Linked DNA regions of Homo sapiens: region 1 is linked to region 2. A link is an interaction called in ENCODE POLR2A ChIA-PET data of the cell type or tissue named here. Cell type or tissue: Panc1. All regions are shown on one strand.

Evidence for each region. Peaks named below come from ENCODE experiments on the same cell type or tissue, not always from the same donor. Only the 100,000 strongest peaks of a DNase experiment are listed, where the experiment ranks them.
Region 1: POLR2A ChIA-PET joins it to region 2 with 10 read pairs; 3 of 35 experiments call an interaction of 5 or more read pairs at or near these places.

Annotation. Positions count from the first base shown.
Region 1 is chr14:69,113,869-69,121,868 of GRCh38, reverse strand. It overlaps DCAF5 (DDB1 and CUL4 associated factor 5), which reads left to right. Exons shown (of 9, transcript NM_003861.3): 3 at 2,639-2,675; 4 at 3,591-3,730; 5 at 5,374-5,503. Among named protein-coding and RNA genes, the nearest start is that of DCAF5, 35 kb to the left of the region's middle. In Panc1, no CTCF peak of the experiment used is centred here; no DNase peak of the experiment used is centred here.
Region 2 is chr14:68,840,490-68,848,489 of GRCh38, reverse strand. No RefSeq gene overlaps it. Among named protein-coding and RNA genes, the nearest start is that of ZFP36L1, 51 kb to the right of the region's middle. RefSeq lists an enhancer at 4,378-4,890. In Panc1, CTCF peaks have their summits at 4,139 and 4,355 (motif pointing right); a DNase peak (open chromatin) is centred at 4,370; H3K4me3 peaks cover 234 bases; H3K27ac peaks cover 276 bases.

The DNA of each region.
Region 1 (8,000 bases), 270 kb before region 2:
TCTATTCGATTTCATTTTTAAAGATTATGCTGGCCATAACGCAGATGAATGTCCTGACCCACAGATGGCTCCTGTTTGAAAAGTGTTGTGTTAGGGTACAATTGGAATGGCTGGTGCTCACACCAACCTCTTGGTGATGGCTTCCATCAACCATACTCCTTCTGACCCCACATTTCTAGTTCTGACCTCTTTTCTGAGCTGCAGATTTTCCCACTGGATATCTACCTGTGTTCCAAAAGCAACTTAAATACAATAGATCTAAAACCAAGATCATTAGTCCTCCCCTGAGTGAAAATTTCTTCTTGTCTGCTGGATTTTCTTTCTCAGTTACAACCATTCACCCAATTATATAAGCTATTAGGTTTAACTTTAAGAAATTGCTGACAATTAACCATTTTCAACTTTAAAAAGTAGCAGTTTCACATGGTTCATTCTACCTATGATCTTGGAGTCATCCTCAAACCTGCCTTTCTTACATTTACACATCTAGTCTGTCACCAAGTCCTGTCAGGTCTATCTTGAAAGCCTCTCATACTCATCCGTTAGTTTGGCCTGGATTTTTGCAATGGCCTTCTGTGATTTCTGTTACCACTCTCTAATTCTCCTTTGAATTCATTGCATACACAAGTTTACTTTTAAAAATAAAGACTGGACCATGTGAACCATTGAGCCTACAGTGCCTGAAGAATGAAGTCTAAATCCCAATCTATCTGTCTGGCCTGACCTCCCTTCCCTGAGTTATACACTGTAGCCCACCAAACTATTTGTCATTTTAAGAATGCACTGCATGGTACTATTTTGCCCTTGTGCCTTTTGTTCATGGTGTTCTTCCACCTTAATTGTCCAGTCCCCACCAATTCCCCTAAGCCTTTCATTGGTAAGAGTTTTGAGTTATTTGAGTTTCTCTTCAAAGGTCTCCTTCTCCATGTACTTTCACCCTGCTTATGAAGGAAATAATTGACCCCATAGCTAGATCATATTGCTGCAAGGCAAACCCTCTTGTTGCTGTTAGTTGTTTGTCCAGTTGGACTGTTCTCAAGTCCAATTGGAGTTCTCAAGGACAGAGTAGAATCTTATTCTTTTTATATACCCAAGACCTAGCACTGTACCTGATACCTAGAAGGCATTAGTATGGGTTTACTGATTTCATTGGTTTGTACCTACAGTAGAATTTACAGCCAGGCCTTTGTTTAAGATGCCCTGGGCCATATCTTTACTGCTACTTTTGCTTTCTATTTAAGTGACTGTTGGTTGTGCATTTTAGCATAGAGTGGGACTTTTTTCATGTTTTGTCTTCTTATATTCAGGTTTTAATTTTTTTGCTATACAAACCATTTGAAGGCAGGACTACACATATCATGAATATAATTTATATCCTTTGATAGAATAAGGAGAAATACAAGATTAAAACTTTCACATCATTTGGAATCACAGTCATCAAATTTTCATGCTATAAAAGATGATGAGGCTGGGCATGGTGGCTCACACTTGTAATAATCCCAACACTTTGAGAGGCCAAGGCAGGAGGATTGCTTGAGCCCAGGAGTTTGAGACCAGCCTGGGCAACATAGTTAGACCCCAACATGTTAGATCTCTACAAAAAAAATTTTTTTTTTAATTAGCCAGGCATAGTGACACATGCCTGTAGTTCCAGCTACTAGAGAGGCAGAGGTGGGAAGATTGCTTGAGCACAGGAGGTCAAGACTGTAGTGAACCATGATTGCACCACTGCACTCCAGCCTGGACAACAGAGCAGGATCCTGTCTCGAAAGAAAGAAGAAAAATTTTTAAAAGACAAACAGAGCAAGATCCTGTCTCAAAAGAAAGAAAGAAAGAAACATTTTTAAAAGACCATGAGGATAGAAATATTAACAAACATTTATTGGGGGCTTATTAAGTGATCAGCCCTATTCTGAATGCTTTTACAGATGTACTCTTATGCTTACAGTTACTCTATGATGTTATTATCCCTATTCTGTAGGTTAAAAAGTTAGGTCATAGAAATGCTAAAGATTTTATTGCAGGTCTCATGATTAGTGAGTGTTCTGCTGAAAAAGAAAAAAAATAAAGCTAGTGAATTGATTTGTCAATGATCATTTAGTGTTTTTCTTGATGGCCACAGTTTTGTTTTGTGTTGTTTCCCCCCTACTTTTTTTTTTTTTTTGAGACAGTCTCTCTCTGTTGCCCAGGCTGGAGTGCGATCGTAGCTCACTGCAGCCTTGAACTCCTGACCTCAAGCGATTCTTCCACCTCAGCCTCCTTAGTAGCTGGGACTTCAAGGGTGTGCCACCAGTTGGCTAATTTTTTTATTTTTATTTTCATAGAGATGGAGTCTAACTATGTTGCCCAGGTTGTAGCCACAGTTGTTTTTTTTTTTTACATCATCCACTGGATAATACACATTGGGAACTGTTACTGTGTTATACTTGGATGCCATTATTTTTTAAAAATTCTCTGTAAGAATGTCCTATCCTTCTTAAATTATTTCTATAAATCTTTTTTCCAGTTAACACTTCTAATTTGTATTAGCATTGGCTTTGTTCATATTTTTTCCCTGAAAACTTAAAAATACTAAATTGTAATGTGGACAGGGACCACCTTGCACGAATGATCAGATGTCTGCTTTTTTCTTTTGCAGGCAATGATGAGCAAGTTATCCTCCATGATGTTGAAAGGTAAATAGATTGGTGGTGTGTGAAGGTGATTGACTTTGTTTTTCATATATGAAGAGGCAAATATCTCTTTAGACTAAAATAGTTTTTGTTTTTTGAAAAAAACAACATGAAACCAGCTGTTCTTTTCTAAAAAAATTCCTACAATAGTTTGAAATAAATAAAGTTTTGATTTAAAAAGGAAAAAGGGATTTGAAAGTTTTGAAAGTTGGTATGAGAGTGTACTTTTTAGGTGAAAATTTAAAACAAGAGTTTAGAAGAGAAGGAACCATAATATTTAAGAACAGTAATAGCTAATATTGATTGAGTTCTTACTATGTGCCAGACACCATTGTAAATGCTTTGTACATATTCATTCATTTAATCCTCACACTCATTTTCTGAGGAGATACTATTGTCATCTCCGTTCTAGATCAGGAAACGGAGTCACAGACATGTTAGATAACAGAAGGTCAGGTGGTACTAAAACCTGAACTTAGGCTATCTGGCCTCAGAGCCATGCTCTTCATCACCATGCCAGATTGCTAGGAGACCCCTCTCCCATCCTGTAGGCATCAGACTTGGCTGCTTTAAAGCTTTCCCTTGCTTTTTGAAAATCAAGTATGACCCCCAAATCTGTACACAAGCAGATGCATTCTGTAATAAATGAAAATACAAAACTCAGCTATTGAGTCACTTTTAAATATGCTTATTTAGCACAAAAATTATAAAATCTCTAAAAAGACTCCTTAATAGTACCTTTTTTTTAACCTGAAAGTTGACTACCTACCTTTCAGGAAATATAATATTTTTTGGGTTTAGCTAGGTTGACTTTCTTCTAGAAATGGAAAAGATGGCACCCTCGGTACCAAAGTGCTGGGACTCTGCACTATGCTTGTGTGTATGTGTGTGCCTCTGTCTTGCTCTCTTATCTCCCAGCAGTGAGACATTGGACGTGTTTGCTCATGAAGATGCAGTATATGGCTTGTCTGTGAGCCCAGTGAATGACAACATTTTTGCCAGTTCCTCAGATGATGGCCGGGTTCTCATTTGGGACATTCGGGAATCCCCCCATGGAGGTAGGCTCACTGTGCAAATGACTGTTGGACTGTGTTGAACAGTTTGATGTCAGATTCATTGAAGATCCAATTTATTACCTCAGTATCTATGTGCAAGTGATGTCAAGGGAAAGGAAATGTGAAACACTCACATGGGGGCATAAGAGGTCTTTGGAGGCCTTATCCTCCACCTAAATACTCAGGAGTGAGGCACCTTTGCCAGTCCTTCTCCACCCTCCTGTGACTCTCCACAAACCCTTGTACTTTGGTGTTTAGTGCCCCAAGGAGCAGAAGTTGTGGTGCTGACATGTAACTATTCTTGATTATTTACAGAGAATGGGGGCGTTATGCACTTTCCTGCATCCTAGTTTCAGGCTTGTTATTTTGTTGAAAGAACCACCGAATCTCAAATTACCTGTGTATAGGATCTTAAAATGATGGCAAATAAACTCTGTTTAAAGGGGATTGTCGTGTGAGTGCCTCCTCTGAATGTGCCCTTTGACTCTCTGATGTGTGAAATGAAGAAGTTGCTTTGTTGACTTTCTCTGAAGTTCTTCAGGAAATGCATCTTCTCAGCTCATTTCCTACAGAGAGATTTCTGTAATTCTACCTGTCTTCAAAAGGCCCCTTCCTCTAGTACCAGCCTTAGTGCCACTGCCATACCCACCGTGGCCTTTAGTGCAGATTGTAATGATCACAGCTGTGTACCTAAATTTACTATCCTGCCTGCTCTGTCTGGCAGGATCTGGGTCTTTTAACTTTTCTATGTTCTAAACATTTTACATTCTGGGCTGTGCTCATTATTTAGGTTCAGGCTATAAGAGAAGCTTGTTTTTAGGGTTAGGCAGGTAAGGTAGCACGAAGTAGCAGCTGTGGTCGAGTCACTGTGGGCTTGGTAAGTGAAATTCTCCTTCGTCTGAACTGCCTGATGGCAGAGATGACTGAGTGCTTTACCTGCTCAGAGACCTGTGAAATACTGCATATGGAGGTCATAGACTGAGAAGTGCTTTCTTTGTATTACTCTAACAGGTCCCATAGGAGTATATCCTGCTAGGTAACTAAGTGATTTCTTCCTCACTTGGAACCTGCTAATTTTTGTAAAATGTTGCAGGGTTTCTAGGTGAAGTTGATTACAGACTGGCTAGATGTTAGGGAGCATTGTGAACCAGAAGAGAAAAACCACACCATTGTGTTTCACCACGTCTTAATTTTGTCATTGTTTTTTTTAATCTTCATCAAATCTGTGCATGGTTTAAAAACTTTTCTAAAACTAATACAATTGGATTAAAAGCATAATAACCCTACCATACTTGGTTGTGAATTTTTTCAGCTCATGTGGAATTCAGTTTTACTTACTGTAAAATGGCTTATTTTCCCATTTTTAGTGGCCGTTTCTGTTTTGTGTCAAGATCTGATAGCTGCTATATATATTTCTGGGTGTTATAGCTTAAAATGTGGTTAAATGTGTTTACCTTGCTATGTATAGGACTCATGGGGACCTTGTAAGTAGAGGTGACTGGTGGGATTATGTGCTGTTTTGGGGCTCCAGGCCGTTGGAGTGGTTATTAAAGAGTGCTCCGACCTGTATTCACATTCCTGATTATCTGCCTGCCAGTGGCCCACAGGTACCTGGAGTGAACTGATTATAATTTTTCTTTCCACAGAGCCCTTCTGCCTGGCAAACTATCCATCAGCCTTTCATAGTGTCATGTTTAACCCTGTGGAGCCCAGGTTGTTGGCCACAGCCAATTCAAAGGAAGGAGTGGGACTCTGGGACATTCGAAAACCTCAGAGGTGAGCCCCCTTTATTCATAGGTGTTAAAACTTTCCTCTGCCTCATTTCTCAGGTAATGTGACCAGCCAGTAAGTGTTGTAAGGACCTCTTTGGCAGTTATCTCTGCTGGGCATTTCTTAAGATATATAGTGTCTCTCAAGCCAGGAGAGCTTGTTTCCAAGGAATAGACAGCGACAAATCCGTACTCCTTGCTGAGGAGGAATCATAAACAGTAATCTGGACTGTAGACAGGGTGAGTTTTAGGCAATTATCTGAAGTAGTCAGAGCATCCCTTTAGTATTGCCTTCTCTCTTCAGACCCAGGGTTCCCCAGATGCATAGGAGCTCTTGGTGTGGGGTGGGTGGAGGGGAGGAGGTGGAGGTGGAGATTTGCCAAACTTGTTGCTGCTGAGTCAGGGATTCTTAAGCCTAGGTTGGAGGGGATCCCTAAGAGGGCTTAAAAAATACTGAACTGCCAAAATTATATGAAAATTATATATTGTATATTCAAATAAGTGCATTTTCTGTTTATCAAAAGGACTAATGACCTTTATAGTGACAACAACAAAAGGTTAAGAGCCATTGCACTGTGGTGTTCAGGACCTCATGTGTTTCTCCACATGGCACTATGAAAAGAGCATACTTAAGACAAACCTGAATGATGGCATGAATCACTAATGGGGGAATCTCAGGCATCATTAAAGGATGTGGGAATGGGGGTGAGTAGCAGGCTCTTTTATGTTCCTTAAGTCCCATGGGGGAGGGACTACTTTTTATGGCACCTGTACATAAAGTTGGCCATGCTGTATTAAAAAACTTCCGTGTATTGCTAGCTAGCTCCTCTGGAAATTCTGCATAGATGTAATTTCCCACTTCATAAAGCAGTGTTGCAGAAGAATATCATGGAAACTAAGTGATGTTATAATTTATTTCACGGGCCTCAGATGAAAGGAGTAGTTAAGTACAGAAGATTATCTTCCTTGATGATTTTTACTCCTAGGTGATTCTCTCCATGGGGCAGTAAGAGATGGTTGGAACTATTGTAGCAGATCGGTGTAGCCCAGAGGTGTGTCCCTGTCATTGAGCAAGGCTCCCTAAGCTTCCTCAGGGCAGCAGAGATTTCTCCTGCCCCTTCTGTTGCGTAGGCACCTGGCTCTTGCTTTTACAGTCTATTGAAATGTGTGTAGTGGCAGGACCCCTGATGTGCCTTTGCACTATGAACTTTAGGAGGCTTGCTGTCTGCCAAGAAGACAACTGTGTTCATCTGCAGTGTTCTCTGCTACTTCAGGCTCTTTAGGAACAACTGTTCTGCCTCATCCGTATTACAAAAGGCAGGATTTGGACAAACTGCACCAGCCTTCTCTCAACCTACTATCTCTCCTACTTATAATTGCAATGAATAGCTGGCAACTGGAGTGGGGCACTGAGCTGTTTATCTCCAGTGGAAAGCTTGAGCAATTCATGGTGTCTGCAGTGTCTTGAGAGAGGAGGGGAGTGTGGATATTTTAATTCTCCCAATTCTCTCCCATTCTCTTCCACCAGTTTCTTACCGTGCATTATATGGGCCCTCCCCCACTTTCCACTTGTCTCCTCACTAATAAATATAGTTTCTTTCTTGTTAAAAGAATTGAAAGTGATGATGATTATTGTATTTTTACAGTGACATTTATTGGTTTGGGGGTTTTATGCAGAAAAAAATAAAAACAAAAAAACAAGTTCCATCTCCAGATTATCTCTGTTACTTGTATGTTTTTAAAATGTTTGTCTATCAGTACAGTTCTGCTTCTTTCTAGTGTCTGTAGTCACTCCAGAGGTAACTACAGTGAACAGTTTCTTATCTTTCCAGAACTTAATGTAATGTATATACGACTATGCATATGCATCCTTTAAAAAAATTGAGACAGAAGGAAGCACGTAGTAATACTCACTGTTCTCGATTTCTTTTTTAAATTAACAATATGTTTTGGAGCCTTTTTTCATACCAACACTAACAGATCTAGCCCCTTCTTTTAATGACTATATGGCATTCAATTTATATGATGTACCCAACAACCAGGGCTTCTTGTTTCCAGTTTTTGGTCATTATAAACAATGTTACATTTAACCTGGTTATAAATCTATCTTTATAACCAGGCCTACTTTTGCAAAAATATCTGTACGGACTTTGCTACATCAAAGGATGCATGTTTTTAAACTTTTGATAGAAACTGTCAAATTGTAGCCCCACCACCAAAGGCTGTACTAACTTACAAATCTGCCAACTGTGTATAAGATTGCATGTGTCTCCAGACCTTCACCAACACTTGAACTATTGCTAGTATTATGGGGGAAAAATGATATCTTGTTTTGAGTTCTTCTTCAATTATGGGTAAGGTTTTATAGTTTCTTTGATAACCTACGGTTTTCAGAGCCCATATAGGAGAAAAGTTGCCCAGTAGGGCTAATTGACAATCATGACTAATTTCTTTTTGGAATAAAAGAAGGAGCATAGTGCCATGGGGACTAGGATGTTTTTGCA
Region 2 (8,000 bases):
TCTCAGTTTATTCTGAAACCCTGACTGTGGACTGTGGCCCTTGGCACTTGGACAACTAGAAAAGTGGTTTTCTTTGGCAAATGTACCACAGCCCTTCTTTTCTCCTTGTTAATGGAAGAGTGTGGGTTTTGGAATCAGACAGACCTGATTTTCAGCTCCTGCTTTGGCACTAACTCTCTGGGAGACAGTCGATGAGCAAGGGTCCTAGCCTCAGCTTCCTATAGGTAAAATGGAGATAATACCTGTCTCATTGTGAAAAATAAGTGAAATAATATATATAAAGTGCCTAGTAGAGTGCTTTGTGCTTAGCAGGTAGTGCATTCAATAAATGTGACTACAGGCCGGGCGCGGTGGCTCACGCCTGTAATCCCAGCAGTTTGGGAGGCCGAGGTGGGCAGATCACCTGAGGTCAGGAGTTCGAGACTAGCCTGGCCAATGTGGCGAAACTCCGTCTTTACTAAAAATACAAAAATTAGCCAGGTGTGGTGGCAGGTGCCTGTAATCCCAGCTACTCAGGAGGCTGAGGCAGGAGAATAGCTTGAACCCGGGAGACGGAGGTTGCAGTGAGCCAAGATTGCGCTGTTGCACTCTAGCCTGGGTGACAGAGTAAGACTCTGTCTCAAAAAATAAATAAATAAATAAATAAATAAATAAATAAATAAATAAGTAAGTAAAATGACCATAGGATGTACTATCATGTTCTTGAATAACATTTTAAGAACATGGGAAAATTTGCATGATATGGGAATTGATGGAAAAAAAAGAAAATACATAATCATTTGTAGTGGGTTCATAACATTGTAAAACAGAAAATTGTGTACACATAGTAACTGGCCGAAAATACACCAACATGTCTGCAGTTGCTGTAATCGGGTGGGGTATAGGTGATTGTTGTTTTCTTCTTTTTATATTTTTCTCTTTTAAAATTTCTATAACAAACAGTTATTATTTTTATCAGCAGTAAAAAACTCCACCATTTGTGTGTCTATTCTAGGTCTTATCATCATGGAAGAAATGTTTTCTTTAAATTAGATTTATAAAGACATAAGTTCCTTGTGTGTAAAACCTATGCCTTTTGGTGAAGAAAAAATTCCTCGTTTCTTCAAGTTGTTAAAATATTAAAGGCATTTCTTATTCTACTTAAATCCCTGGTCAATTACTGCTGTGGAAACTATTGTAATGGATATTCTATGAAAGGATAAATGCAACTATTAAAAATTATTGAACAAGTGTACCTGCTACGGTAAAAAAAATATATATTGTACAGTGTATGTAATAAACCTTTCCCCTCCCCAAGAAATAATCACCAGAATGTTACCATGCATATACCAACCTATGTGTGTATTTTTAATTTAGTTTTATAGAAGAGAATAAGTTACATACTTTTTTATGATCTTTTAAAAACGTTTTATTAATGTATAATTCACATACTATAAAATCCCCTCATTTAAAGAGTATAGTTCAGTGATTTGTGTGTGAGATGAGGTCTCAACTCTGTTGCCCAGGCTCAAATGCGGTGGCACGACCTCAGCTCACTGCAGCCTCGACCTCCCGGGTTCAAGCAATCCTCCCACCTCAGCCTCCCTAGTACCTGGGACTACAGCCATGCACCACCACGCCTGGCTACTTTTGTAATTTTTGTAGAGATGGGGTTTCACTATGTTTCCCAGGCTGGTCTCGAACTCCTGGGCTCAAGCAGTCTGCCTGCCTCAGCCTCCCAAAGTGCTGAGATTACAGATGTGAGTTGCCATACCCAATTCAGTTCAGTGATTTTCAAGGTTAATTTATACAGTTGTGCAACCATCACCACAGTCCAGACACTCCCATGGTGCTTTCTCACTCAACACTGCCTCTTGGAGATGGTTCCGCATAAGTGAGTATGGATCTCTGTCATCGTTTTCAGTGGTTTGCTGGTTTTCCATCACATGGATGCACCATCCTTTATCTAACTAGTGCCCTACTGGTGAGTCCCAGTTTTTTTGCTACTATTAACTGGGCTTCAGAGGAATCCCTGTACATACATCTTTACACCCATGAACATGAATGTATCTGTAGGGTTCGTTACCAGTGAAGGAATTGCTGCATTAATGAATATGTGCTTTTATAATTTAAAAGACTTAAAATTACTTCTAATTAACATTCCTACATTAGTGTTTGAAAAAAACCATTTGTTCAACTAGGACTTTAAAACAATCTAATAGGATAAAAACTGCATAACCAAATTTGATGTAAGAAGTGACAGAGAGGCCAGGCATGGTGGCTCATGCCTGTAATACCACCACTTTGGGAGGCTAAGGTGGGAGGACTGCTTGAGGTCAAGAGTTCAAGACCAGCCTGGGTGACATAGTGAGACCCCCATCCCTAAAAAAATTTTTTTAAAAACTTAGCCAGATGTCATGGCACACACCTGTAGTTCCAGCTACTCAAGAGGCTGAGGCAGGAGAATTCCTTGAGCCAAGGAGGTGAAGGCACCAGTGAACCAAGATTGTACCACTGCATTCCAGCCTGGGTGACAGAATAAGACACTGTCTTTTTTTTTTTTGAGATGGAGTCTCGCTCTGTCACCCAGGCTGGAGTGCAGTGGCGCGATCTGGGCTCACTGCAAGCTCTACCTCCTGGGTTCACACCATTCTCCTGCCTCAGCCTCCCGAGTAGCTGGGACTACAGGCGCCCGCCACTGCGCCTGGCTAATTTTTTTGTATTTTTAGTAGAGACAGGGTTTCACCATGGTTTCGATCTCCTGATCTCGTGATCCACCCGCCTTGGTCTCCCAAAGTGCTGGGATTACAGGCATGAGCCACGGCGCCTGGCCTGACACTGTCTTAAAAGAAAAAAAAAAAAGAATAATAATGATAAGAAGAGAAGAAGTGGTAGAGGTATCTTTGTGCATTTGTATGTATGTATGTGTGTGTATACAAACACAAATTTTTTTCCTAATGTTTATAAAGTATATGTCTTTTTTTTTTTTTAGACGGAGTTTTGCCCTTGCCACACAGGCTGGAGTGCAATGGCGTGATCTCGGCTCACTGCAACCTCCGCCTCCTGGGTTCAAGCGATTCTCCTGCCTCAGCCTCCTGAATTGCTGAGATTACAGGTGCCTGCCACCACGCCCAGGTAATTTTTGTATTTTTAGTAGAGACAGGGTTTCACCATGTTGGCCAGGCTGGTGTCGAACTCCTGATCTCAGGTAGATCCACCTGCCTCGGCTTCCTAAAGTTCTGGGATTACAGGCGTAAACCACTGCGCCCAGCCATGTCTGCTATTTGTTAAGTCTCTGTATCCCTGGAAACCACACAATTTACATATGTAAGAGTTAGTACATTAGACATCACTATTTCTATGGAGTTTTTAAAATGAGAAAAACCTGCTGGATACACACACACACACACACACACACACACACACACACACGTATATCCAAAAGAAAGGGAATAAGTATATTGAAGAGATATTTGCCCTCCTGTTTACTGCAGCACTATTCCTGATGGCCAAGATACAGATCAACATAAGTGTCCATCAATGGATGAATAAAGAAAGAAAATGTGACGTATATACACAATGGAATATTATTTAGCTATAAAAAATGATAAAATCCTGTCATTTGCAGCAACATGGGTGGAATGGAGGTCATCATGTTATGTGAAATAAGCCAGGCACAGAAAGACAAATGCCACATATTTTCAGTCATGTGGAAGCTAAAAACAAAAGTGGATCTCATGGAGCTAGAGGGTTGAATGATAGTTAACAGAGGCTGGGAAGGGGGCTGGGGAAGATGAAGAGAGGTTGGCTAATGGGTACAAACATACAGCTAGACAGAGGGAATAAGATCTAGTAGTTGATACTACTGCAGGGGAATTATAGTTAACAATAATGTATTGTATATTTCAAAATAGCTAGAAGACTTATAATGTTTCTGACACAAAGTAGATATAAATGTTTGGGGTGATGGGTGTCTGATTTTCTCTTTACATGTTGTACACATGTAATAAAAATATCACCTGAGGCTGGGCGTGGGGATCACGCCTGTGACCCCAGTACTTTGGGAGGCTGAGGTGGGAGAATAGCTTGAGGCCGGGAGTTTGAGACCAGCTTGGGCCACAGATGGGGATCCTGTCCCAAAAGAAGAGGGGTGGGGGGAAGAAACAGAATAAGAAATAAATTAAATTTAAAAAATCACAGACACCCCCAAAATATGTATAACTATGATGTATCAATAAAAAAAAAAACTCCAACAATGAGAAAAACCAAAGCGAAATGGAGGACCGGACACTTGATTGACGGTGACCGGGGACTGTGCGTCTTGAGCTGGTTGTGCTCAGGTCTCGTCCTCTCTTGGAATCTCGCTGTGGGCCAGCAGGTGGCGCTTGTGCTCCCCGTGGCCGCGATCCGTGAAACTGGATTTAATATAGTAACCCGATGTTGCCCTGAACATATAATTTTCAAACCTTCCAGTCCACCACAAGGAAAACCTCTGAGGATTTTCTTCTGGGAAGAGCAATTAGCCTAACCTCTTAGGAGGAGAAATTGCATCGCTGAGCTTGTCTGGGAAAGCAACATACCCTCCCAAGAGCAGTCTTGGGGAGGGCGGAGAGAAACCGCCAAGCAGCCTTTGTGAAGAGGGAGGGGTGCTGGAGAAGGGCTGGGAACGGCAGGGTAGGATTTGGGGCTTGGAGTGGGAAGTATCCTAGGTCTGAGGACAGCAAGTCCCGGGCCTGTGGGCTTCTGGGCTTAGGCGGGAGGGTAACAGAGACCGAATGGGTGCAAGATTACTTGGGTGGGCTGAAGATGCTCTGCCCAGCCCAGGCCAGGCTGGGAGAGCCCCTCCTTCACCCACCTACTGTGACTAAATGCCAGGCACTGGTGACACAGCTGTGACAAGACAGGCCTGGTCCCTGCCCTCACAGAGCCTGCAGGACGGGGGGCGGAGGGGGGTGGGCAGGAAATAGCAGTGACCAGGATCTAAGGGGGTTGTTGAGGTGTGTTTGGGGAGGGAGTAGGGCAACTTTCTCAAGGGGTCCAGGCCACTGCCCAGACTCCAGACTCCCTGGGATGGGGAGACTAGACTGGAAGGAGCCATCGGGGAATAGGGATCAGCTGAACCAGGGCAAGGGAAGAGAGTGGCTACTGGGGGTCACAGGGCAAGAGCAGGGAGCTTCGAGCTGGGGGATGCCCAGCCTGAGCCTGTGGGAGGGGAGAGTGGCACCCTGTGCCCTGGTCACAGATGAGGCTGGGAGGGGTGTGTCCTATTTTGAAGAAGAGGCCTTGCTTTGGCAAAGGCTGTAGTTGGGAAGAGAGGGAGAGAGATAGAGAGAAAGAGGCAGGGAGATAAAGACAAAGGGAAGAGAGAAAGAGAATTATTTTGTCTCTACCCTCAGGGACAGTGTAATCTTGGTGGAAAGTGAAAATGTGCCAGTGTACAAGTGCACACACACACACACACACACACACACACACACACACACAAAGACTGTTACCATAAGGTTGTCAGCAACTGGAGCCAAGGGAAGCATCCAGATGGCTGAGCCTATATGACCTTGGGCAAATACTTAACCTCCCTATACCTCAGTTTCTTCATCTGTAAACTGGGAGCAATATTAGTATTGACCTCATAGGGCTGTTAAGAGGATTAAACACAATAATCCTTTTGAAGCATGCAGCATAGTCCCTGGCAGCTAGTAAGGTCTCACAAGTGATTGTTGTTGTTGTCATTCATCATGATCATTAATATCAGTTGTCATCTGCTGGAAAAGGAGGGATTAGAAAAGGTGGGATATGGATAGGCACAGCCAAGACAAATGCGCGGGATGGGAAAAGCAATTCAAGCTGGAAAAGAAAGAACTCGTGGGAACAAAGGTGAAGAGGTAGGAGGGTGAGATTCTAAGTCCTCACTACTCAAAGTGTGGTCCAAAGACTCACCAGCAGCAGCTGCTCCTGGGTGCTTGTTAGAAGTGCAGAATCTTGGACCCCAGCCCAGGTCTACTCACCCAGAATCTGCAACTTTTCAAGCTGTTCAGGTGATTTGTTTGCTTGGGGGAGTTTGAGAAGCACAGCTATCAGCCATAACTCATGGGAGTGAACGATGCTGGTGCCACAGTGGGAGCAGCAGAGAGAAGGCTACAGAGGGATGGGGACCAATCAGTACATGTCCCTGAAATAGTTCCACGTGCAAGTTACTGCCCAGGATTCAATATTTGTTATAATTTTTCCCTTTGAGGTAAAACCTATATACAATGAAATATATACATGAACTGTACCTCTAAGTTTTAACAAGTGCATCTACCAATGTAAACTTGGACTCCAGTCAAGACATAAAACCTGACCAGCCACCCAGAAAGTTCCCTCATACCTCTTCCTAATCGATCCCTGCTCCAGTCCCTAGAGGCAGCAGTTGTTTTGACTTATTTTCTGCAATATAAATTACTTTGCCAGTTTTAGAATTCCGTACCCATGGAACTGTATGATAGGTACTGCTGTGTAACCCTTCATTTATGCAGCATAATGTTTTTAGACACATCTGTGTCACTGTATCAGTCATCTGTCCCTTTTTATTGCTGTGTGCTCTTCCGTTGTATAGGTATGTCACAGTTTGTTTATCCACTATGCTGTTTCTGATTTTTGGTTATTGTAATTAGGCTGCTAGGAAAATTTCTGTATGTCTTTTTGTGAACATACATTTATATTTCTCTTGGATAAATACCTAGAAGTGGGAGTGCTAGGTCATAGGGTAGGTTATGTTTAGTTTTATAAGAAACCACTAGCCCTATTCCAGAGTGGCTGTACCGTTTTATGCTTTTACCAACTGTATTAATCAGCTCAAGCTGCCATAACAAAATACCATAGGCAGAATGGCTTAAACAACAGACATTTATTTTCTCACAGTTCTGGAGGCAGGAAGCCCGAGGTCAGGGTGCCAGAGTGAGGGCTTTCTTCTAGCCAAGAAGGCCCCTGCCATCTTGCCGTGTGCTTACATGACCTTTTTTTTAAGTGTGTGAGTGGAGACAGAGAGAGAAAGAGAGAGAGAGAGAGGGTGCTCTTTAGTGTCTTTTCTTATAAGGACATTAATCCTATTGAATCAGGGCCCAGCCTTTATTACTTTATTTAACCTTAATCTTAACTTTAATGGTCCTATCACCAAATACTGTCACACGGGAGGTTTCAAGATAAGAATTTTGGAGGGACACAAACAATCAGTCTGTAACACCAACAATGTGTGAAAGTTCCAGTTTTGTCAGGTATTTTAATTTTAGCCATTCCTGTGGGTGTACAGGATATTTCATTGTGGTTTTATTTCCCTGATGACTAATGATGCTGATGATCTTATTTTTTCCATTTAAAAAATTGCAGTAATATACACATAACATAAAACGTACCAACTTAACCATTTTCTTTTTTTTCTTTTTTTTTTTTTTTGAAACAGGATCACACTCTGTTGCCCAGGCTGGAGTGCAGTGGTACGATCATGGCTCACTGCAGCCTTGACCTCTAGGGCTCAAGCAGTCCTCCTGCCCAGCCTCCCAAGTAGCTGAGCAGCTGGGACACAGGTATGCACCACCACACCTGGCTAATTATCTTTATTTTTATTTTTGTAGAGGCAGGGTCTCCCTATGTTGCCCAGGCTGGTCTTGAACTCCCAGCTCAACTGATCCTCTTGCCTCAGCCTCTCAGACTGTTGGGATCACAGGTTAAGATGAGGCCACCATGCCCGCCTCATCTTCATCATTTTTTAAGTGCACAGTTTAGTGGTATTAAGTGCATTCATAATGTTGTGCAACCAATCACCACCATCTGTCTCTAGAACACTTTTTATCTTGTAAAACTGAAACTCTATACTCACTAACCAATAATTCCCCATACCTCCATGTCCTGGCCCTGGAAACCAACATTCTACTTTCTGTTTCCATGGTTTTGACTACTCTAGGTACTTCACAGACTCACGCATTATTTGTCCTTCTGTGACTGGCCTATTTCAGGTAGCAAAATGTCCTCAAGGCTCATTCATG